Linked DNA regions of Homo sapiens: all the other regions are linked to region 1. Evidence: chromatin loops called from intact Hi-C (ENCODE). Cell type or tissue: PC-3. All regions are shown on one strand.

Region 1 (8,000 bases):
AACATGGGAAAAAATGAAAATATGACAATAATCAAGGAAAAAGACAACTCAGTAAAAACCAACTCTGAGAGTACTCGGATGATGTAGTTATAATATGTTCAAATATTTGAGGAAAAGTTTTAAGAAATAAACAGATTGGAAATGTAGTAAAAAGTAAAAAAAAAAATTTAAAGGAACCAAATACAAATTCTAGAAGTAAAAGTGCCATAAATAAAATGAAAATATCCGATGAATGAACTTAACAGCAAATTGAAATTGGTAGAAGAAAATATAAGTGCCTTAATGATTTACCAATAGGAATTTTACTATCTGATAAAAAGGGGGGAAAATGGAGAAAAATAAGCAGAGCCTCTGTGACTTACGGAACAATTTTAAGTAGTTTATTCCATATGTAATTAGATTCACAGCTGGAGTTTGGTAAAAAGAAAAAAAAATTGAAAAAATTTAATGTCTCCAAGTACCACTAATGTGCTGAAACATACAAATTACACACTCAAAAAGCTCTGCAGACACCAAGCAGCATATAGATACAAAGAGACCACATGCAGACACATACTAGACATACTGCTGAAATCCAGTGATAAAAAGAAAATCTTGAAAGAAACCAGAGGAGAAAAGATACTTTACATAGAGAGCAACAAAATATATAATGATACTTGACTTTTTATTAAAAAGAATGAAGGTCAGAAAGCAACAGAAAGCCACATTTTAGATGCAGGCATAAACAAAAAAAAAATCAAAAACATTGTATATGATAAACCTATCCTTCATAAATAAAGCCAAAAGCCTTAACAAAATTTTAGCTAAAGAGTCCACAAAATCATAATGCTGCATGACCATAGGGTTTATCCAAAGAATGCAAGGTAGTTAACATTAAAAAACAAATCCTTGTAATTCACGATATTAAAATATTAAAAAGAGCAAAATCATATAATTATCACAATAAGTACTTTAAAAGTATTTGAAGGAAACTTTCTTAACCTAATGAAGACACCTAGAAAAACACCAGTTAATATTACAAAGAATGGTTAAAGACAGAACGTTTTTAAAGAAATAAACAAATAATAAAATAAAAATTAGAAAGGAGAAAGTAAAGCAGTATTTGCAGACCACCTAATGGCTTAACTGGAGAATCCCAGTTAATCTACAAAATATCTACTAAAACCAGTAAATGAGTTTGATAAGCTCATCAGATACCAGGTGAATAAACGAAAAACAATTTTATTTCTACACATTAGTGACGCATAATTAGAATTTTAAAGATATATTCTTGCCTTTTACCCAAGTATCAAAAAGCATTAAATACTAAAGAACATATTTTAAAAATATACAGGCGATCTATTTCAATAGAAAGTATGACACATTTCTTTAAAAATTATTAGAAATTGTAAAAATAAATATGTTTAAAATAAGCAACAATATTGATAAAAATTAACTATTTCTAAATTTGTTTGCAAATACAACTCAAATCAAAACCTGGGCAGATTTACTTCAGAAATTAAAACATTGATTCTAAACTTTATAGGAAACACAAAAGATCTTGAATAGCCAAAACACTTTTGAAAAGTGGACCAGTTGGAGGTCTGACATACATCATTTCAAGATTTACAATATAGCCATAGCATTCAAGACAGTGATGCATTAACATGAAGATGGACATAGAAATCAATGGATAGAACAGAATTCAGAAATACAGAATTCAATGAGCAAGGTAATGATAGTCTTTTAAACAAGTAGTACTGAAACAAATGAAAATTGATTTCTTAAAAAAGAACCTCAACCTTTATACCATATACAAAAGTTAACTCAAAATGTTGATGAATCCAAATGATAAATTATTTAGCTGTTAGGAGAAAATGAAGGAGAAATGTTTGTAACCTTGGGTTATACAAAGATTTCTTACATAAGAACCCAAAAGAACAAATTTAAAAATTGACAAATTGTACTTCACAAATATTGAAACTTTCTGCTCTTCAAAAGTTAGTATTAGGAAAATGAAAAGGCAAGTTACAGAATGGGAAAAAATATTTGTGATTTTTATATTTGATAAAAGACTTACATCTGGAATATAAAAAGCACTTTTAGAAGTCAATTTTAAGATGACAGTCAACAGTTTTAAATTGGTAAAGATAAAGATTTTGGATATAAATAAAGAAAGCCAATAGTACATAAAATACATGCATTAGCTATCAACGAAATATTTAAGATACCAATGCACACACATTAGAATGTCTAAATTTAAATAGACTGGCAATATAAAGCAATTTTTATGATATAAGGCAGTTGGAAATTATCCTCTTTTATAATGTAAAATGTTATAATTACTTTGAAAAAGTGTTTGGTATTTTTTAAGACAACTCAATTTACACTTATTATGTACCTCAGTGATTCTGCAAATGAAAGCACATGTACACAAGAAAACCTTTTACATAAATATGCATAGGAACTTATTTTTCATAGCTTAAAATTAGAAGCAGTGCAACATTTATTAGCAGGTAAATAGAAAAAAATTGTGGTAGAAGGGAGGGGGAAAAAGAAAATAGAATAGAACCCTCTAGCAATCATCTCTCCAGAGAAACATCAGTTTTTTAACAACTATCCATGCAAGAAAACACCTTTACAGGAGAAAACAACAGCAACAACAACAACACCAAAAAGAAACCAGTGATAGATCACAGTACCCGGTTTTAGCATAATAATTAGAAAAGATACATTTAAGAGGGTAGGAAAGACAATCTCACGTTGCCTACACCACTGCTCCCCCAACCCCAAGCAGTATAATGCAGAAAATCTGTCCACTTGAGAAAGTGAGAGGAAAGTGTACATAGATTTGGAATTGGAAACTAGTACCAGCCTTGTCAGAGTAAAACACAATACCAGAGAGAACCCAGCAGCTCCTGATTCCAGGACAATGCCCCCAGACAAAGCTCCTAGACCTACCATGGGTCAGATGGGAATCTGAGGCCCCAGTAAGATGAACCCAAATCCAAGCCCATTTCACCACCAAATGACTGAAGTGACTTGGACTCCAAATAAAAGTAAATTTATTTGTAATACATTTGTAATTAATTACTTTTATTTGGAGTTGAAGTCTACTCTAGTCATTTGGTGGCAAAGTGGGCTGTAACAACTATTTTCCATGGCTGAGCCTCAGTGCTGTGCTAGTCTGGGAGGCTGTGGGCTTCAGGTGTGACTCATCATGACATCAGCTGCAGTGGCCATAAAACTGCCTGTGTCACACCTCCCCCAACTTCAGATGGCACATTGTGGAAACCTACTCCTTCCATTTGGAGGAAGGAAAGAAAAGTGGGTAAGGAACTTTGCCTGGGGACACAGGGAACTGTCCCTGGTATTCCTCAAGTATAACAGGGCTGGGCACATTGGAGTTGGCCAGAGGTTCACAGCAAAGATGGGCTTCGTGCACCCTCTAGTGCTAAAATGGTTGAAGTGACCACGGGCTCTCAACATTCAGTCCCTCTTCGAATTCCTGGAAAGCTCTCTGAAGAAGGATGGGTAGAAACAAGGCCACACTATGAAGACTGAAATAAATCTTCAGAGCCAACATATTGACATATGTCCACAGTTATCAAGAACATTAAGAAAAATATAACCTCACCAAATAAACTAAAAAAGGTGTCAGTGACAGACCCTGGAGAGATGAAAATAGTGACCTCTCAGACAAGGAATTCAAAAGAACTGTTTTGAGGATGCTCACCAAATTTCAAGAAAACACAGAAGCAATTCAGAAGTTTATCAGAGAAATTTAACAAAGAGATTAAAATAGTGAAAATTGAACAATCCCAGAGCCGAAAATAACAATGGATGAAGTCAAAAACATATTAGAGAATTTCAGCAGAAAACCCTATCGAGAAGAAGAAAATGTTAGTGAGGTCAAAGACATGCTACATGAAAATACACAGTCAGAAGAGAAAAAAGAGAAGACTGAAAAGAAACAAAGGCACTTGTGAAATCCACGGATCAAAGAGGAAATAGAAGCATCATTGATCTTCAAGAGGGAGTAGAGTAAGGAAAAGGGGTAAAAAGCATACTTTAAAAAATAATAACAGGAAACTTTTTAAACCTAGAGAAAGATGTAAATGTCCAGTTACAGAAAGGACAAAGATCATGAAGAAGATTCAACCCAGGAAATGCAAATAAAAACCACAATGAGATACCATCTCATACCAGTCTGAATGGTTATTAGTAAAAAGCAAAAAAAAATAATAATAACAGATTTTAGTGAGGTTGTGGAGAAAAAGGAATGCTTATACACTGTTAGTGGGACTATAAATTAGTTCAACCATTGTGGAACATAGTGTGGCGATTCCTCAAAGGCCTAAAAACGGAACTACCATTTGACCCAGCAATTCCATTACTGGCTATATGCCCAAAGGAATGTAAATTGTTCTATTATAAAGACACAGGTACAGGGATGTTCACTGCAGCAATATTCACAATAGCAAAGACATGGAATCAACCTAAATGCCCATTAATGGCAGACTGGATAAAGAAAATGTGGTACATATACACCATGGACCACTATGCAGCCACAACAAAGAATGAAATTACGCCCTTCACAGAAACATGGATGGAGCTGGAGGCCATTATCCTTAGCAAACTAATACAAGAACAGAAAAACAAATACTGCATGCTCTCACTTATGAGTAGGAGCTAAATGATGAGAACATGTGGACACAAAGAAGTGAACAACAGACAAGGGGGCCTACTTGAGGGTGAAATGAAGAAGGAGGGAGAGGAGCAGAGACAACAACTAGTGAGTACTACATTTATTACCTGGGTGACAAAAAAAAATTATACAAAACCATGACACAAGTTTACCTATATAACAAACCTGCACATTTTTATTTATAAAATAAAAAATATTTTATTTACAAAATAATGTTTATTTTGTAAATAAAAATTAAATAATCACATTGAGACACCATGAAAAAAAAAAAACATTCAACCCAAATAAGACTATACAAAGGCATATAATAATCAAGCTCTCAAAGGTGAAAAACAGAAGATCCAAAAAGCAGAAAGAGTAAAGAAGAAAAGAACATATATAGCAACTCTGATACAACTGTTAGCTGACTGTGCTGTGGAAACCTTGCAGGTCAGGAGGAAGTGGGATGACATATTCAAAGTGCTAAAGAAAAAATCCTGTTTACCAAGGATATTTTACCTGAAAAAGCTATCCTTCAAACATAATGAAAAGAAAAAAGCTTTTCCAGATATAGAAAAGCTGTGGGAATTCATCATCACCAGTAATATCTTATAAGAAATGCTCAGATGGATTTTTCAATCTAAAATAAAAGGATTCTAATGTGCACTAAGAAAACATCTGAAGGTATGAAACTTGCTGGTAAAAGTGAGTATACAGACAAATTCACAATACTGTAAATTGTAATTGTGGTATGTAAACCACTTATATCTTAGTATGAAAACTAGAATGCAAAACTATTAAATTAATCATTAAATACTATTACATAAATAGTTTAATTATTGATAATTAATATTAAGTATTAAAAAGTTAATAGTTTAATACTATTAAAAATAATAATAGCTACTATAATTTGCTAAGAGATCATCCATATAAAAAGATATAAATTAAGATATCAAAAAGTCAAAACTGGAGGATTATTAAAGTATAAAGGCTTTTAGTTTGAATGTTTCTCTTTTTTTCTTTTTGCAACCAAATTTAAAGTGTCATCAGTTTAAAATAAATTGATATAACTATAAGATGTTCTTTGTAAGCCTCATTGTAACTACAAACCAAAAACCTATAATGGATACACTAAAAATAAGATAAAGAATGAAAACATACTACAAAAGAAAATCACTTAACATGAAGGAAGAAGGGAAGAGAGGAGTTATGAAACAACCAGAAAACAAGCAACAAAATGGCATAGTAAGTCCTTATATATTAATAGTAACAATGAATGTAAATGGATTCACTTCTCCAATTGAAAGACATAGACGGGCTTAATGGATAAACAAGAGAAAAAGACCAAACTATATGCTGCCTCTAAGAAACTCACTTCACCTATAAAGACATGCATACACTGAAAGTGAAGGGATGAAAAAAGATATTCCATGCAAATGGAAATCAAAAGGAAACAGGAATAGCTATACTTAGATAAAATAGACCTTTAGTCAAAAACACTAAAAAACACAAAAAGGCCATTATATAATAATGTAGGTGTCAGTACAGCAAGAGAATGTGACAACTGTAATTATGTATGCACCCAACAATGCAGCACCTAAATATATAAAGAAAACAGTAAAAGACATAAAAGGAGAGATCAACTGCAATCCAATAATAGCAGAGGACTTCAATACCTCATTCTCAGCAATGGACATATTATTCAGATATAAAATTAACACAGAAACATCAGAGTTGAACTCCCCTCTAGACCAAATGGACCTAATGGACATTTACAGAACCTTCTGACGAACAACTTCAGGATACACGTTCTTCTCAACAGTATGTGGAACATCATCCAGAATAGACTACATGTTAGGCCACAAAACAAGTCTTAACAAATTTTTGGAAATTGAAAATATATCAAGTATCTTTTCTGACAATAATAGAATAAAACTAGAAACCAATAACAGGAGGAACTTTGGAAAATGTACAAATACATAGAAATTAAACAACATGCTTAAGAAGAGCCAGTGGGTCAATTAACAAGCTAAAAAGAAAATTTAATGATTATTGAGCCAAATGAAAATTGAAACACAACATACCAAGACTGATGGAATATAGCAAAAGCAGCTCTAAGATAGAAATTTATCACAATAAATGCCTGCATCAAAAAAGTAGTAGATCTCAAATAGATGACCTAACGTGGCACCTCAAGGAACTAGAAAAACAAGAACAATCTAAACCAAAAATAATAAGAAAAGAAATAAAGACCAGAGCAGAAATAAACAAAACAGAAATTAAAGATAATACAGAAGATCAACAAAACCAAGAGTGGGTATCTTGAAATGATAAACAAAATTGGCAAACATTTAGCTAGACTAAGATAAAAAAAAAAGAAACCTCAAGGAAAAAAATGTAAAAGGAGACATTACAAATGATACCACAAAAATGCAAAAAAATTTGATACTACTATAAACAATTATACTCTAACAAATTGGAAAACCTAGAGGAAATAAAGTCCTGGACACGTATAGCTTGCTAAGATTGAATCTTAAGGCCATGGAAAACCTAAGCAGACCAATAATGAGTAACAAGACCAGAGCTGTAATAAAAAGTCTCCCATCAAAACTCAGGACCTGATGACTTCACTGCTGAATTCTATCAAACATTTAAAGAATTAATACCAATACTACTCAAAGTCTATTAAAAAATTGAAGAGGAGGGATTACTTCCAAACTCATTCTATACAGCAAGAATTACCCTGATACCAAAATCAGACAAGAACCCATTAAAGTAAAAAAAAAACCTATAAGCCAATATCCCTGATGAATTTCAATGCAAAAACCCCACACAAAATCCTACCACGCTTAATTCAACAACACATTAAATAGATCATTCATCATGACCAAGTGGAATTTATCTCAGGGATACAAGGATGGTCAATATATGTAAATCAATAAATGTAATACATTACATTAGCAGAATCAATGATCAATGACAAAATCTACATGATCATTTCAATAGATGCATAAAAAGCATTCAATAAGATTCAATATCCCTTTATAATAAAAAAACTCAATAAATTGGGTATACAAGGAACATACCAACACAATAAAGGCCATACATGACAAACCTTCTGCTAACATGATACTGAACAGGGAAAAGTTGAACAATTTTTTTTAAGATCTGGGACAACATCAGGATGCCCACTTTCATCACTTTTTTTTTAACATAGTACTAGAAGTTCTATCCAAATAAGTTAGGCAAGAGAAAGAAATAAAGAGCAACCAAACTGGAAAGGAGGAAGTCAAATTGTCCCTATTTGCAGATGACATTATTATATATATAGAAA
Region 2 (8,000 bases), 290 kb before region 1:
TCTATATATTAGGGTACAGATAAAGGTTTATTGAATAAAATAGATTATGAGAGTAGTTTTGTTATCTTTTCTGAGAAGAAAATGGATATCTCTATCTCTATATCTGTACTTTACCTTTACCTGTATCTATATCTAATCTATATCTATCTGTATGTCTATGTATTTACATGGATATAAATATGGATATAGATATCAATATAGATACAATTCTGCATCTGGGTTACTTTTTAGTATACAACTGTTGCATTTTTATGGGTACACCATATTTATATATATGGCCAATCTTATTAATTCATACCAACAAATAATTTTTAAATGTTTTCCATTTCTAATATTCTTCATAATGCACTTAATGGTTTACCAATTACTTATAAGTACACAGATTGTAGGCAATGAAGCCAGTCCTCTGAATTCAAGAGCTCTTACTGCCTGTGTTCAATCTTTCAAAAAGTAACTTTCCACCAAATGAGAAACTGTGTAAGAATCACACCTACTCACATTTTTTTTCCCAAAATTTTGCACTTGAGGAGCAGAAAGATGAGGTTGTAATAATATCCACATTTTTTCCTACCAGCTCACCTGGCAATCTGTTTTAATCTTGGCATCCTCAATCCCGGAAGTTCACCCAGAGTTATACAGCAATTAGAGGGAAAATAAATTAGTATTTAAATATAATGTGTAGTTTTCTTCAGAGATACCTTAACATTTAATATGTTTTCTAAAAACATAACCAGACTCTCTCTATATATAGAGTTCAAATTATATATAAAAATAAATATATAATTATATATATGAAGGACAAATTTGGGTGACAAAAAGGAAACTGAATCGTAAGTCAGTTGATCCATATTAAAATTGCAGTACTATCATTTATAGGTTTTCTTTGGGTGAATGTTTTCATATTTTAACTCAGTTACCTTGTCTGTATAATGAAGATGATACTTCCTACCACATGGTTTTAGTCTTCCTTGCACAAAACATTTTGAGAAGATGATACGTGTGCAGTGAAAAAAAAGGAAGAGTTTTAATTAAATTTAGAAAAATTAGGCTAGACTTAATTTAAAATGTTTCCTATATAATGTTTTCCGCAGAGTAATTTACTAATGTGAATTATAAACACTAATGGGATAGATACTCTGTGTAGCATTTCATATGTATGTATGTGTATACACCCACCCCCACACACACACAGACTTTTTTTTAATCTCAAAATATTTTTTGTCTTTGGGCTGGGAAAATATGCACTACAGTTTATTGTCTGTCTGTAATTGATACACTTTGTAAAAGGACCATTACACATGTAGTAAGATTTATAGATATTTTAAAAACATTTCAGCAAATTGTTGATTACCTACAGGGTGTAGTTATAAAAATATCACTGCTGCTGGGTCTCTTTCTTCATACTTTCCCTGTGCTTTGCTGTGTCTCAGGGGAAGAAAAGCATGTTTAGGTAATTGTGCTTAGTTTTTATTATTAAGCATATTTTCTGGATGGTGCTTTTTGAAGGAACAACAAAGGTGACAATTATAACATGGAAAATAAAAAGAAAATAATTTCAAGAGGAGACAAACACCCTTTAAGTGATAAAATTAAAAATATTCTTCCATATAACTCATGCACAGATTAAATGTCAGCAATTAAAATGACCTTCACATTTATTTTTAAGTTGGGGTTAATTATAGCATTAATCAAATACCTTATAAACTGGGTATGCAAATAAAATCTCCTGGCATGTTATAGTAACAGAAATATTCACTTCAGGATTTATACATTAGAACCTATCCCACCTCATTGTCACTATGTTTAATTTATAACATCATTCTAATTGGAAAAAAATAAGGTAAGGGTGAACTCCATCAGTGCATATTACTGATTTTACCATACATTCACTTGTCATTCCTAAAATGTGCTAAATCTCGAGTGAAGATATTTATCTCAACAAACTAATGTAGAACTATATCAGTCCATCATTTTAGCTTTAGGAATGATTAAGTTCCTTAAAATTTTCACCAGAATGATTGTGATGTTGTATACAATTTGTATTACAAAATTGTCCTGATATCTTACTTTATATTGACAACAATTCATCACAACTACTGTGTCTCACAATCTGCTGAATTTATAGTCATGGGTCTATTATTCATAAAGAATTATAAAATCAACCTTTCACTCTTAAGTTAAATTACGGGGAAAAACTTCCATTTTCTAAAGGTCAAGATCTTTTTTATAAAGAAAATGACAGTTTATACCAATCCCATTATATATAGATATAAATAGTCATCATCATTTTAAAAGTATACTTTCTTTAGTGTACGAGTTTGAGTTAGTGCTATCAGAAACTGGTCGTACTGAGTACATTTTGTTGGGGGTGGAAATAAAAGATGCTTTAATAAAATCAATCTTTGGAGACACAAATTCACTTTTACTGAGAAGGTATACTTTATCCTAACTGTTGGACAATGATTTTTTTCTTCACATTGTCTCACATAACTTTAGTAAATTACTGACTTTGAAAAAAAGGTGCCGTTTTCAATCTTACTGTGATAAAGATAGAATGAAGGTGTAGTGAGACAAATATTGAAAAATAGGACATATGGAGGAAGAAGAGGAAAAGTCAGTGAAAGATCTGAGACTATTTATTCTGAGGGAATAACAGAGGAAATGATAAAAGCTTATCCTCATCATGGAGTTATCAAAATTGTCTGACAAATAGTTGCTGAAATCCATGTAGGCCAACTGAGAGCTTATTTGCACTAAAGGAAGAAAAATCTCAGGAATCACAGAGGTATTAGAATTAAGAGAGAAAGTATGGTTGGTTTAGGGACCAACCATGCTCTTTTTTGTGAAATGTAGAAGAAATAAACCATACTTTCTTTGTGAAATGTAGATGCAAGAATAAAATCAATGATCCTTCTTTAACAAAATCTGAATGAATGCATGGTGTCTACTTTCAAAAACCCCAATGCATACATTTTTAATCCTTATGTTACTTTATATAATACATTCAAACATAGAAGCTAAACTGCAATAATCTACTTTACATCTATATGTTTGATACAATTGTATTTTGTGACATACAGCCACCAGGCCTGGTATTCTGTCTTATTGAACAAATCAGGGAAGTCATAGCCCAGGAAGAAAGCTAATGAGAGACAGTGACAATTCTGAAGTTTAAGAAGTTATTACTCCTCAAACCCCAAACTTAATCTCGTTTTGGGATTAAGACTGTAGTATTCATTCTAAACTCAGCTGGTTGGAGACTAAGACTGTTGCAGACAAAATGAGCCCCCAAATTGGGAATTAGCCCCAGAAATTTTTTGGCTTTGTTCAGGAGAGAATTCAGGTAGGAGTCAGTAATAGAAGAAAACAGCTTTATCAAAGCGGCCGTATTACAGATCTGTGACTGCTCCTGCAAAGCAGAGCCACTCCATAGGCAGTGAAGAGGAGCAGCTCAGAAGCAGGTCTGTAGTCATATTTATACCCACTTGAATTACATGCAAATTGAGGGGTGGCTTATGCAGAAATTTCTAGAAAAAGGGTAGTAAATTTTGGGTCATTGGGTCATTGCCATTGAAAGGGGTGGTAACTTCCAGGTGTTGCTATGGCAATGGTAAACTGACATGACACTGGTGGGTGTGTCTAACAGAGGTGCTTTCACTTCTTCCCTGTTTCAGCTAGTCTTCAATCTGGTCCAGAGTTCAAGTCCTGCCTCCTACCTCAAGACTGCTAATATATGTATTGCCTGCTTAATCAGAATGGGTTCAGCAGTTTGGAGAGAACTGAGTTTTAGGCTAAGAATAGTAACTGATGTCTGTGGAAAAGCAGGGAAAATTGATATTGGCAAAAATAAATGTTAAAGGCAAATTATATGTTGCACTGGTAATGTACTGACCTTTTGAAAAGGTGGGGTATACTCCAGTCTAACAGTGGAAAAATGAACTAAAGGATTCCCAGAGATCTTGTCAAAAATTAAATGGGCAATAAAAATAATAGCTCCTTTATTTGAGTACTACATATGTGCAGTTACATATGCTGAGTTATTATATGAATTATCCCATTAAGTCTTCACAACACCTATACAAAATACATACCAGTGATAATCCATTTTAACAGTGTAGAATCTAAGACTTAGATTAAATGGGCTCAGAGGTTCAATTAGAGTCTGTGTTATTAGTTACATATTGCTCCGTAACAAACTATCTTAAAGTTTTAGTAGCTGAAAACACAAATGTTTATCACTATACTTTCAATGCATCATTATCCAGGAGTGGAATAGCTCGGTGTTTCTGCGTTAGGGTCTCAAGATCCTGCAATAAGGGTGCCATCTAGGATTGCAGTGATCTCAGGGCTTTACCGTTGAAAGAGTTGTTTTTTTTTTTTTTTTTGAGACAGAGTCTCCCTCTGTGGCCAGGCTGGAGTGCAGTGGCACGATCTCGGCTCACTGCAACCTCTGCCTCCCAGGTTCAAGCGATTCTCCTGCCTCACCTCCTGAGTAGCTGGGACTACAGGTGTGTACCACCAAGCCCAGCTAATTTTTTTTTTTTTTTGTATTTTTAGTAGAGACGGGGTTTCACCATGTTGGCCAGGATGGTCTCGATCTCTTGACCTCGTGATCCACCTGCCTCGGCCTCCCAACTCTTACAAGATCACACATGTGGCTTCTGATAGGGCTCAGAAGATATGCTTCCAAGCTCACTAAATGGAACTCTCCCCAAAGCTGCCTCAAAACATGACAACTGGCTCCACTCTGAGTGAACAATCCAAGAGTGAGTGCACCAAAAACAGAAGCCAGAGATATTTATAACCTAATCATGGTAGCAACATCCTATCACTTCTGCCACACTCTTGTTTAGAAGAAAGCCGATCAGTCCAACCCACACTCAAAGATGAGATTTCACAAGAGCCTGAATACCAAGAGGTAAAGATTATTGGGGGCCGTTCTAGAGCATGCCTGCCGTGCTATATTCTATATACTTCAGAAACTATACTTCCGACAACAGCACTTTAGCACTTTCCTCTTAATTTTTAAACTCTAAGTTACAATGCTTGGATTTTTCTAGCTACGTGGTCATAGATTTATAATATCATAAGCCAAGCAGAATAACTATTTCCTCCTTTTTTGCTTAGTTGATAACTGTCCTTTAGAAAAAGATGAACAGCCGTGAGAAAGGTAGCAAGTTCAATCTTCCCAAAGCATATATTTTTTACTGTGTAGCAGCTCCCTGCTATTAAGATAAGAAATAAAATGAAACTGAATTTTCAACCCTGCCTGTGAGGCATACTTTTTTCCCCCCTCTGATACTTTCTTTGTCAAATGTAGATGCAGAATAAAATCAATGATTCTTCTGTAAGAAAATCTGAATGAATGCATGATGTCTACTTTCAAAAACCCCAATGCATACATTTTTAATCTTTGTTTTACTTCATATAATAAATTCAAACATAGGAAGCTAAACTGCAATATTCTATGTGTTTGATACAATTGTATTTTGTAAGCAATTAGTTTTTTATATATTCTGATTTGTTAATATAAAACTATTTTTTCTGTTGAGTACAGAAAGAGAAAAATCAATTCTACAAAGGTTGTAAAATTTTAATATCTTTTTTGAAAACAGTAAAAAAAATCCCTTAATTTTATAAATATTTAAGTCTTATGTTCCTTTAAAATATTATTAGCTCCAGGCAATGACATTCAAACAGTCTGCTCCATTTCAATTACCATTTGGTTTACAAGAATTTAGGTATTCTTCAGATAAATAATTAATTTAATTTAATCTTTTTATCATCTTGAAAGCATAATCCTACTAGTATTACATACACAAAATGTGAGTCAATTTTAGTGGTTATCTAGAAAAGGCAGGGTATTAGAAAGTTGATAAGGACCCATTTTATGAAAGTGTGTCAGAATTGACTCCATTTTTCAGTTAAATTTTAATGAAAAAAATGTATAAATATGTTTCTAAAAGGCAAATAGTAGTTAAAAGTGTGTAACAAAATGCACTATTTTCTATCCTTCTCTTCCCAACCCATTAATCTTATTCCCCAGAACCAACCTTATTACACCTTTAGCTGTTTCCCTATTTAGCATGCTTGTACTGCTATTTCTTCAACTTACAATTTTAGACAGTTATTTAATTTTCAAGAGTAATTTGAAAGAGGATTTACCTGGCTTACAAAACACCCACACAGGGCAGACAGATACATAAGCACAAGGCTCACAAATACACAACCTATAACTTGTAATGTCATTACATCATAATAGTTAACTAAATTGATGTACAGTGCTCAAATTGTTCTGACTGGGTAATTATTCAATGAAACGAAGTATTGTACCATGATTACAATTCTCTCCTGAAGATAATAATTGCCTATTACTTTTCATTTCTTATCCCATAAATTTAAATGCATTTACGAATTGCTGCTAGCCGTATTGAACTACCATAAATGTTTATTGTACACATACGTTGACACATGCAAGATTATTTCTAAGATTTTACCACTTGAGACTGGTTTCCTCAGGTTGTTTCACCACGGATTGTTTTACTTAGGGGCAGATTTCATCTGGAACTTCCAAAATTAGTCAAGACACGATGCTAAGATACAATCCACACAACTTTACACTCAGATCTACTATGTGGCACTGCTACAATTGTATGCCCTAAAAAAACAGGAATTCAGTAAAAATCTATTTTTGGCACAATTTCCATCAAGAAGAAACATGAAGTGTATTTATAGTCATGCAGCCTGTATTATCCAGTATATTCCTCGCTGGAGAGAATGTCTATTTTTTTCTAGGATTTGATGAGAACAAAATGTTCTGCTTACCATTTATACACATGATGGCTGTTTAATTTTTTCACCAACTATTTTGGCCCCTGTAAATTTTACATCTTTTATCTCTTTTCCTACCCATGTCCTCTGGTGTTAGCTGTGGAAGGATACAGTCTTAGTGTGATAAATCCCTGACTGAACTTTGATGCCACCAATCCAGATAAATTGGCATAATGGTCGGGGGGAGATTATCAGACGCCATTCTTACACTGAGACAGCTGATAAAGATGTAATTACACACGGGAATGATGTGAGCTTTGTAAATATGTCCTACTAAACACCAAATAGTGTATTTATAATAATCTTCTTCTTAGCTGGACTTCAAAAACAGCTGCAGCCAGCTCCTCCAGGACACCTGTATGAGGAACTATAACAGGCTTTGCAGGAGGACAGGTCCGCAGCTGATGTTGGCTGACCGAGTTCTTATTACCCTTGCCTGCAGTTTTCCGAATAATTGTAGAATATGCCCAGAATGCGATATCCTGTGATAATGAGGATATTTTCAGATCTTTTCAGGCTCTGTTCTCATCCATCCTAGAGCAGGACATCCGGCAATGCTTGTGCCCAGTGATCCAAGTTGCCCCTGGGGTGTAAAACCCAGAGTTGAGTGCCTTGAGAGTCTCTCAGCTGTGGTGCAAGGTGGGAAATGCACAGGAAAGACTGTATCCTATGTATCCTACCTGGGAGGCTTTCTGAGCTTGGGAGATTGGCTTGCCATGGATTCTAGGCTTCTGTTGATTCTTGCTGCCTGTGAGTAACGAAGTTGCTTTACCTGACCTGTGTGAGCATTCTGTCTCACCAGACTAGATCTAAAAATGAAAGTGGTAGAGGTGTGACTGCTGTAGCAGTTGTATCTGTTTTAAGCTCCTGCCAGAGACCAGAACACTTGCAGAACTCTGGCAGCTGGGTTAGTCCAAAACCTTCTTTCAGACTTAGAAAACTGAAGTCCTGATCTTAGCCAAGATGGTAGGAAGCAGTAGCTTCTTAATCAATAGTGGCTAAATAATATTTCTTCTAAATGTTCACCAAATCATTTGATCATGTTAACACATTGCTAGGGTCACTTCCATCCATTGAAAGGTGCTTGTGCAAATGAGGGACTCTTAAGCCAAAGCTTCATTAACTTCATAGTAAATCCACCTTTGTTCCTTTATTAAGTATATGCAGCA
Region 3 (8,000 bases), 200 kb before region 1:
TTCGCAGTCCTTAGACTCAAGTAAAATGACATTGAGCTAAGGCTAAATAAGGATTACATAACCAGGATAATATTATCAATTTTTTTCCCTAAGAAGATAAATATACTGCCCCAAATACCAAAAGGCAAGCAGCATTTTAGTGCCCTGAATCTTCTGGCTACCTGGACTCCCTTGTATAGCCAGTTGGTTGTAGAACATGTGTAATCATATGCCCCTTGTTCATCTTTCATTTCTATTTCTTTCCATTTGAAGAAAAACATGGTACATTTTTTCCTTTTGCATACTTTTCCTCTTTTAGCAGTTTTAAACCACTGAAGTCTTGATACAAGCAGTGGAAGCTTCACAAACTGAATTTAATTAATCCTTTTTTGTTGAAACAGAGTAGTGTTTAAACTTTGTTCATACCTTTTCAATTGGTCTTATCAAACCTATGGGGTTTTAAAAGCCTTGGGTAGCTGATAGCTTAATAGAAAAGAAAAAATAAAAGCTACCAACCACATCTTTAGGAAATATAACCTCAATGTAACCCCTTCCAGAATCACTTGTCACCATTTAATAAGTGAAGTCTATTTTCGCCAAAGAATGCAAGGCACCATTTGTTAATTAATATCTATAATTTTTCTTCAGTGAAATATGTATGCAATATCTGAACAACTTGTGTTTAGAAAATATTTTTTCTGCTCCTATTTTTAGAAATCTTCCAGCTACTGGTTAAAGAAAAAAGTCTGGCATGAATCCATAATAATCAGTTCTGGCTAGATTAGAATTTATATATTCATAGGGCCTCATCAAATTTTGGCTCTAAAAATGGTTGTGGTACAATTGCAAGCAGCAAGTAAAATGTCTAGTAATCATTCCCTTCCAAATAGCTGAGGCCAGCATGTTTAACTACCAGTGATTTGTAAACCTGTCACCCATTTTCTTCTTTATAATCAATAAGTACGTATCTACTCAAGAGTTTGCTTTGGATTTATCTGAATTGACCAAACACTCATCTTGTTAGTGAACAGGTGTTGAGAAGAATTTTGAGCATATTTATGATCTTCAGACTAGCACATAAACTCTGATATAGGGAATTTTAACCACATCCTTATAGCTTTTACTTTTACCAATAAATATCCACATGCATGCAATAAAGTTACAATAAGTAGCTAAAGAATTAGAAATCTAATACATTAATGTAAGTGATGTGAAATGAAATACCCCTAAGCTAATTGATCTAAAATAATATTGAAAAATGTTTTTACTCATCAATACCCGATGCAGAGAGAGACCAAAACACTCAGACCTAGAAATTATTAGAAAAAGAATAAATTCAAGATGTGGTTAAAGTTTTTAAATTTTAGCTAATATTAACAATGAGAATCAATAATCTGAGGAGCTATGTAATAACTATCACTGTTACTTTTTTTGATTTTTACTTGAAATGCTTACCCAACGAATAATGTTTTCAGTCTCCAAACAATATATGACAACGTGAATACCATTGAATTTAGCCCCTTTCTATGATAGAACAGTTATGGAAGATCTGGCTATCCATTTCTGATCAACCTCAGAAGTACCATGTATTCTAAGCAGCGGTATTCAGAAATGGCTACTTCAGAATTATCAGAATTGCCTGTGAATGCCCAGATATGCCTATATGTATACACACACACACACACACACACACACACACACACACACGCATTCCAGAAGGCCATTCTCAGTGATTCTGATCAGTACAGGTAGGGTGATGGAAAACTAAATATTTTTATAAGGTCTCCAGATATGTTAGATATATATCCAAATCTGGAAATCACTAATCTGGAGCACATCGCATTTCTCAGACAATTTTGTATCTTTTTATATTATGTTATTCAGTGTAGAATTTACAATTTCAGTTCCAAAAGTAAGAAACAGAAGACATGGTATTTAGATATGTAATCACAGATGTTAGAATTAAAGTCTAGATGTATTATGTTCAGATTAGTCTCATGTAATTAATTACCATTGATTAAGCACTTTTCATGTAGACTCCTATGTATTACTTAAATCAGTTATTCACAAAGAGAAGAAATAGGCTCCATTTACCTTAATTTCATACAGACACAGAAGAAGATGATGCTACAGAATGATATACCACTTGGTGCTGGATCTACATATAACAACCAGGATACATTCCGAAATAAATAGATATTTAAAAACAGAAAGAGAATGGGATTTACAGGATAAAGCCATTTATACTCATATTAAATAGAAACATGGAACAGCAATATATATTTTCAGTTCTGTAGTTAAATGTATATATATGTGATAGATATTCACTAAATCCATAAGGGTAGAAAAGGCATGAACATAGGGATAGGAAACAAAGTAAACTAATAATTAAAAAAAGGATGTAAAAACTATACTTATACAAATCAATATAATAGCATTTCATGAAATAGAGTAGAATAATTTAATTCTGTGAATCTGAGTTTAAAATGTTAAAAAACAGTACCCATGACATGAAAATTTGAAGGCTTTATTTCTCGTACTGTAAGACTTGTAGATACTGAGTCTACTGGTTTTATTGCTTTAGTGCAATAAGTACCATAGCATACACTGTGTGAATTTAAAAAAGAATGGAATGTAATTTTTAAGCCGTCCTCAAGAGTTCCAGTCAGAGTAGGAACCATCTTTATTTAGAAAATATCTTGATAGGCCACTTTAAGTGAGAACTGTGTATCTCAACAACCTGACATGGAAACAGGCAGTGAATCTAAAGACAGCTTATTGACTCTACCTAACAGAAGAAATGTATATTGCTCCTAAAAGAATAAGAACAAAGGTTGGAGGTCTGAGATAGGAGCAGACAAGTGAGGGAGGGAGAGAGGAACATGGCCAGATACAGGAATCTGCAGGGCTCCGGTGGTAAATGTGGTCAGGGAGAAATTGCCAGTGGTGGGGTACCCAATAGATAATAAGGAAGTTTAATATTCAATTTTAAGTTTGAGATTCTTCAATATAAACTCTACCTCAGGAAAATTCTGTCGCAAATGCAACCTAATGGTGGTATTCATAAAATAAAGAAATTGGGCTGACTTTTAGCACAGGGCAAAAAAGTTCCACAAATAGAACTAATTCCAAAAGAGAAGGGCTAGGAAAAAAGGTAGTTAGGAGAAATATTAGTGTGTTCCCTGTCCTTCACTTCCTCACACATCCCTAATCCCCCACCTCCAATAATCCCTGGAGAGATTCCAGGACTGTTTACGTGAAAATTACAGGATGAGACAGAACTTTCTAAATCCATAATAATGTAAAATTTGTACAACTTTTAAATGTATATCATCACATATGATCCTTATGCAAACAGTTACAGATTGAAATATTAAAATTCAGATGGGATAAATGGCCGTGCAATTTATGGCATAACTAGGAAGGTAGAAGTGACATCTAAACTGTGTAACTAACACAAGTTTTCTAGCTTTCAGACCAGTGTACTTTTAGCTAATTTTCTCCAAATATTATTGGTGAAGAAATATATACCAACTTCAAAATAAAAGTTGAGCATCCCATTTTAAATGCAAGCATGCAAACTAGCTCTTTAAAATATTATTTTGGAAACAAGCTAGAATTTTTTCTCCAGTTTGTGAACATGTTTTAGGTGTTTTTTGTTCCTTCTTATTTCAGTAATAATATTCTTAAGTAGAGTCCAAAATAGCCCTGCTTGTAAAATAGGCTCTGCTAAAGTCACAGCACAGAACAGACCCAATAAGGATTGACTTTCTATGACACTAATACAAAAATACTCCTAAGAAGCTAAGTTGAATAAATACATGGAACAACAAGGACTATATCTGTATTTTAAATCTATATTCAGTGGCAAAATTAGTCAACAAGCCTGCCAAGTATTTGTCAAAGCCATAAAACAGACTTATCAAATTAATTAAATCTAAGTTTGGCTAAATCACAGGTCAGTTTGATCAAAATAGTTGTTTAGTTCTCTAATAGATACAATCTTAGTGGTAGGTAGTTCTATCAAATCCTAATGTACCTAATATACCTCAATACCTTATTACCTATGTCCATCAAGAGTCTGGAATTTAAATTCTGAAAGACATCATATTCTTTAACAAAATATACTTTTTGTTAGGAGGCAGCATAAGAACTGGATGACATCTAGTGGCAGTTTTTGCAACAACAGTTGTGAGTTCCAATGATTCAATTATTGCCTTGTTTTAAATGCAATTCTCTATAGGTGGCTTTAGGCTGCTTATTTACAACTCCTTCTTTTTTAAAAAAATAGCTATTACTTCAATTATAGATTTATGATATATGAGAGTCAAATTCTGTTTTTCTACAGCTTTGGGCATATGGAAGGTCAGTCCCATATCTCAAAACGTATAGTTTGTTGTTTTCACAAACACTGTCCTTTTGATCATTGTCTTCAAATACATTCCTTCTATATACACAGCACAGAAAAATCATATTTCTTATCTAGTAAAATCAGTTTTTTTCACATTCAAATGTGTTGAAAATTATTTTAAAGTTACCATATTAAAACTGAAATCTTTTGTTTCATTTTAGTACAAGCCATTCTATTTAAACAAAAAAGAATCACACCTTTATTATTTTAGCTCTCATTAAGTCACCCAACACATTTGTGAACAAAGTCAGATGCATGAAGAAAGACTTATTAAGTGATAAACATAAAAAATAAGAAATATAAACAACAGCTGATGTTTATTGTGGTCATGTCATTTACCAGGCAAGTGTGCTAGGTGATTTACCTATATCATTTAATTTAATCCTCACAGAATCTTTTTTTTTTTTTTTTTTTTTTTGAGACGGAGTCTCGCTCAGTCACCCAGGCTGGGGTGCAACGGCGCGATCTCGACTCACTGCAAGCTCCGCCTCCCAGGTTCACACCATTGTCCTGCCTCAGCCTCCCAAGTAGCTGGGACTACAGGCGCCCGCCACCACTCCCGGCTAATTTTTTTTGTATTTTTAGGGGAGACGGGGTTTCACCGTGTTAGCCAGGATGGTCTTGATCTCCTGACCTCGTGATCCGCCCATCTGGGCCTCCCAAAGTGCTGGAATTACAGGCATGAGCCACTGCACCCGGCCAACCCTCACAGAATCTCTTTACTGTCCATATCTGCATCTCCCGATGAGAAGACTGAGGCTTAGAAAGTTAGGCAACTTGTCTAGGGTCAGACAGCTCAGAAAAGGTAAAGAATTGTCTGACTCTAAAGCCTAATTTGTGACTACTATGTTACAGTGAACATGTAGTTTCAAATCCAATTTAACTCACTGAGTATTTCCTTAATGTAGTCAACAACATTTATCAAATGCTTAGTATGTGACAATAACCCTTCTATATGCACAGATATCCTTTCTTATGCTTATGTGATTTAAGTACCTTACGACCAGTGACAAAATGACATATATTTTTTCAGAGTGACCTTGGCACTATTTATTAGAAATCCTAATAAGTATTCCAAAAGTACTCCTACAATTCTAAAAATACTCCCTTTCACTTATCTGGTTCTTCTATGCAATATGTTCACAAGAGTCCATCATGCATTTGGTGTTTTGGCACTGCATATTTTTTTTCCATGGAGTTCTGTTCAAAGTAAATTTTCTACAAGGAAAAGTGGTAATGATAATTCAAGTCAATGCATATGTATGTCTTTGAGCTGATGAAGATAAAAAGACAATCAGCAATCATAGAAGACAGATCTTTTAAACAAACTGATGACATCTTTATCATTCTTTGACAGTATATCTCATTACTTATTAGAAAAGGGGGTTTACAAGATTAATACATGAAAGAAAAAGACATATTGAAACTACTTTTTATGGACACTTATTTCAACAACTAATTAGATCTTGGATGAAAGTTATTTCTTTCAACTTGCTAAATATGTTTCCCTACTGGGGTTAAGAATTCCAGTTAACAACTCTATTTATAGCTGATAGAAAGTGTTCAAGGGGCTGTATCAGCTTGCCCCACAGTCTGTGTGATTCTGTGGGATAAATCACCATGAGTAAAGTCGTGCAATCTTAAAATGATCTATCACAACTGAAAATCAATATATCAAGCACATAAAATAGTCTAGGATAATTCACTTGCCAAGTAATAAATTACACATGCATATCAATGCCACATGTAATGCAATGCCTCATAAAAAATAAGCTTAAAATTCTTAAACTGTATGATTAATGAAACTAGCACAGTCTGAAAAATATATATTATACTGCTTACACTAACCAATATATTATACTCAGAGTTTTATGCTTCTGAGAAATGGCATTTACATACACAGTATCAACAGTGAAGATAAATCAGGATTTCTTGCACTGAAGTCCAATTATTTGGGTGGTGATTCATGTTTCACTTTTTTAAATGGTGATTTATACTAATGTATTTCTCATAAAATATTTAATACTGCCTACAATTGTTGCCAAAACTATGTTCTAACCACTTCTATCAGGATACCCACAGTAATGCTTCCCAAAGCAATAGTAAATTTGTGAACGTGCATATTTTACAATAAGGTGACAAAATTTCAAATATAGAAAATATTTGTGCTACAAACATTAACTTCCTCCTCAGCCTACCCATCTGCTGCAGATATCCACAATTCATTATGTATGGGGTGCAGAAATTTCACTGGTTTAATGTGATCTGAGCTATGTTCCACTTGACAGTCTGCACTGACCATTGTATTCATGAATGTAACCAAAAACATCTTTTGGAAGAATTCTTTTCATTAGAGAGTACAGACAACATTGACCTTCACATGAGGCCCAATCCTCCTAGAAAACAGATACAGTTAATAAATCTCCCAACTTGTTTGTGTTCCAGAGATCAGTTTTCTGCAAAGAATCAACCTTCCCCAGATGAGTTAGATAAAACTCAAGCATGCCCCCTTGTTTACCTACACCAAGGCCAGATACAGACTCTCCAAGTTCTCATTATCTGTCTCATAAACAAACTGCTTGTCCCCACTGACCACTATGGACAAATGCTTGCTAATTTGAATTGACCAAACTTTAGTCAGGCTTCTCTGCTTCCCTGAAATCCCTAAAATTTGGCCTGTCCTTAGTTTAAGTAAGCACTGGAGTGCTGAACAACCCCCTTTTAATGGCCCCTTTGGGGAATTAGCTACTGCCAAAGAAGACATTTATTTCTTTTGCTCCACTGTCCTATCATGCCACTTACTCATCCTACTTCCAACACCTGGTTATTTCCAGCCTTGTTTATTCTTCCCTGTAAAAGAAGAGCCCTTTCTACCTGAACTTTGAAACACTTACAGATTTTTTGGATAGAAGTGTTCTCCTCATAGCAATAGTCTCTTCCTGCTATTGCAATAATCTTTTAGAAGAAAGTCTCTCCTTGCCTAAGTCTGGATTTTTTTTATTTGGTGCATCAAAAATATTGAGAATAAACTATTGCAAGTTAGTGATGAATATCTTTCTCTTTAAGCTCTGTTCCATGAGAACATTGCATTTTTAATAACAGTGCTATTGAGATATATTTCACATACTATGAAGTTCACCCTTTTAAAGTATACAATTCAAAGGTTTTTAGTATGTTCAGAGCTTTATGCAACTATCACCACTAGGATATTGCATTTTCAACAATGAACCAGTACGGTAGTAAGTTAGTATTCTATTTGTCCTTTAAAATATTGCATGAAAAAATGTGTGTAAATACAATCTCTACATTTATTTTCACTTTTCTTGAGATTGAAATACATACCACAAACATATTTATGAATATATCAATGCCTCCTTTTTTATTATTTTCAAACTTGCATTTAAAAATAGTTTAATTTTATTAATTCACTGATATGGTTTGGCTGTGTCCCCACCCAAATCTCATCTTGAATTGTAGTTCCCATAATCCCCATATGTCACAGGAGGGACCAGGTGGGAGGTAATTGAATCATGGAGGAAATTACCCCCATGCTGCTGTTCTCATGATAGTGAGTTCTCACAAGATCTGATTATTTTATAAGGTGTTTTGC

Evidence for each region. Hi-C counts contacts between places; a loop is a spot of excess contacts. Peaks named below come from ENCODE experiments on the same cell type or tissue, not always from the same donor. Only the 100,000 strongest peaks of a DNase experiment are listed, where the experiment ranks them.
Region 2: a loop joins it to region 1, with 6 times the contacts of the local background. A loop is called at or near these places in 9 of 110 quality-filtered maps.
Region 3: a loop joins it to region 1, with 2.8 times the contacts of the local background. A loop is called at or near these places in 2 of 110 quality-filtered maps.

The regions. Positions count from the first base shown.
Region 1 is chr14:46,043,726-46,051,725 of GRCh38, reverse strand. No RefSeq gene overlaps it. Among named protein-coding and RNA genes, the nearest start is that of LINC00871, 16 kb to the left of the region's middle. In PC-3, no CTCF peak of the experiment used is centred here; a DNase peak (open chromatin) is centred at 3,357.
Region 2 is chr14:46,333,701-46,341,700 of GRCh38, reverse strand. The region is part of intron 3 of LINC00871 (long intergenic non-protein coding RNA 871); the gene reads right to left. Among named protein-coding and RNA genes, the nearest start is that of LINC00871, 270 kb to the right of the region's middle. In PC-3, no CTCF peak of the experiment used is centred here; no DNase peak of the experiment used is centred here; H3K27me3 peaks cover 4,127 bases.
Region 3 is chr14:46,246,424-46,254,423 of GRCh38, reverse strand. All of the region lies in intron 3 of LINC00871 (long intergenic non-protein coding RNA 871), which reads right to left. Among named protein-coding and RNA genes, the nearest start is that of LINC00871, 190 kb to the right of the region's middle. In PC-3, CTCF peaks have their summits at 3,939 and 4,146 (motif pointing left); no DNase peak of the experiment used is centred here.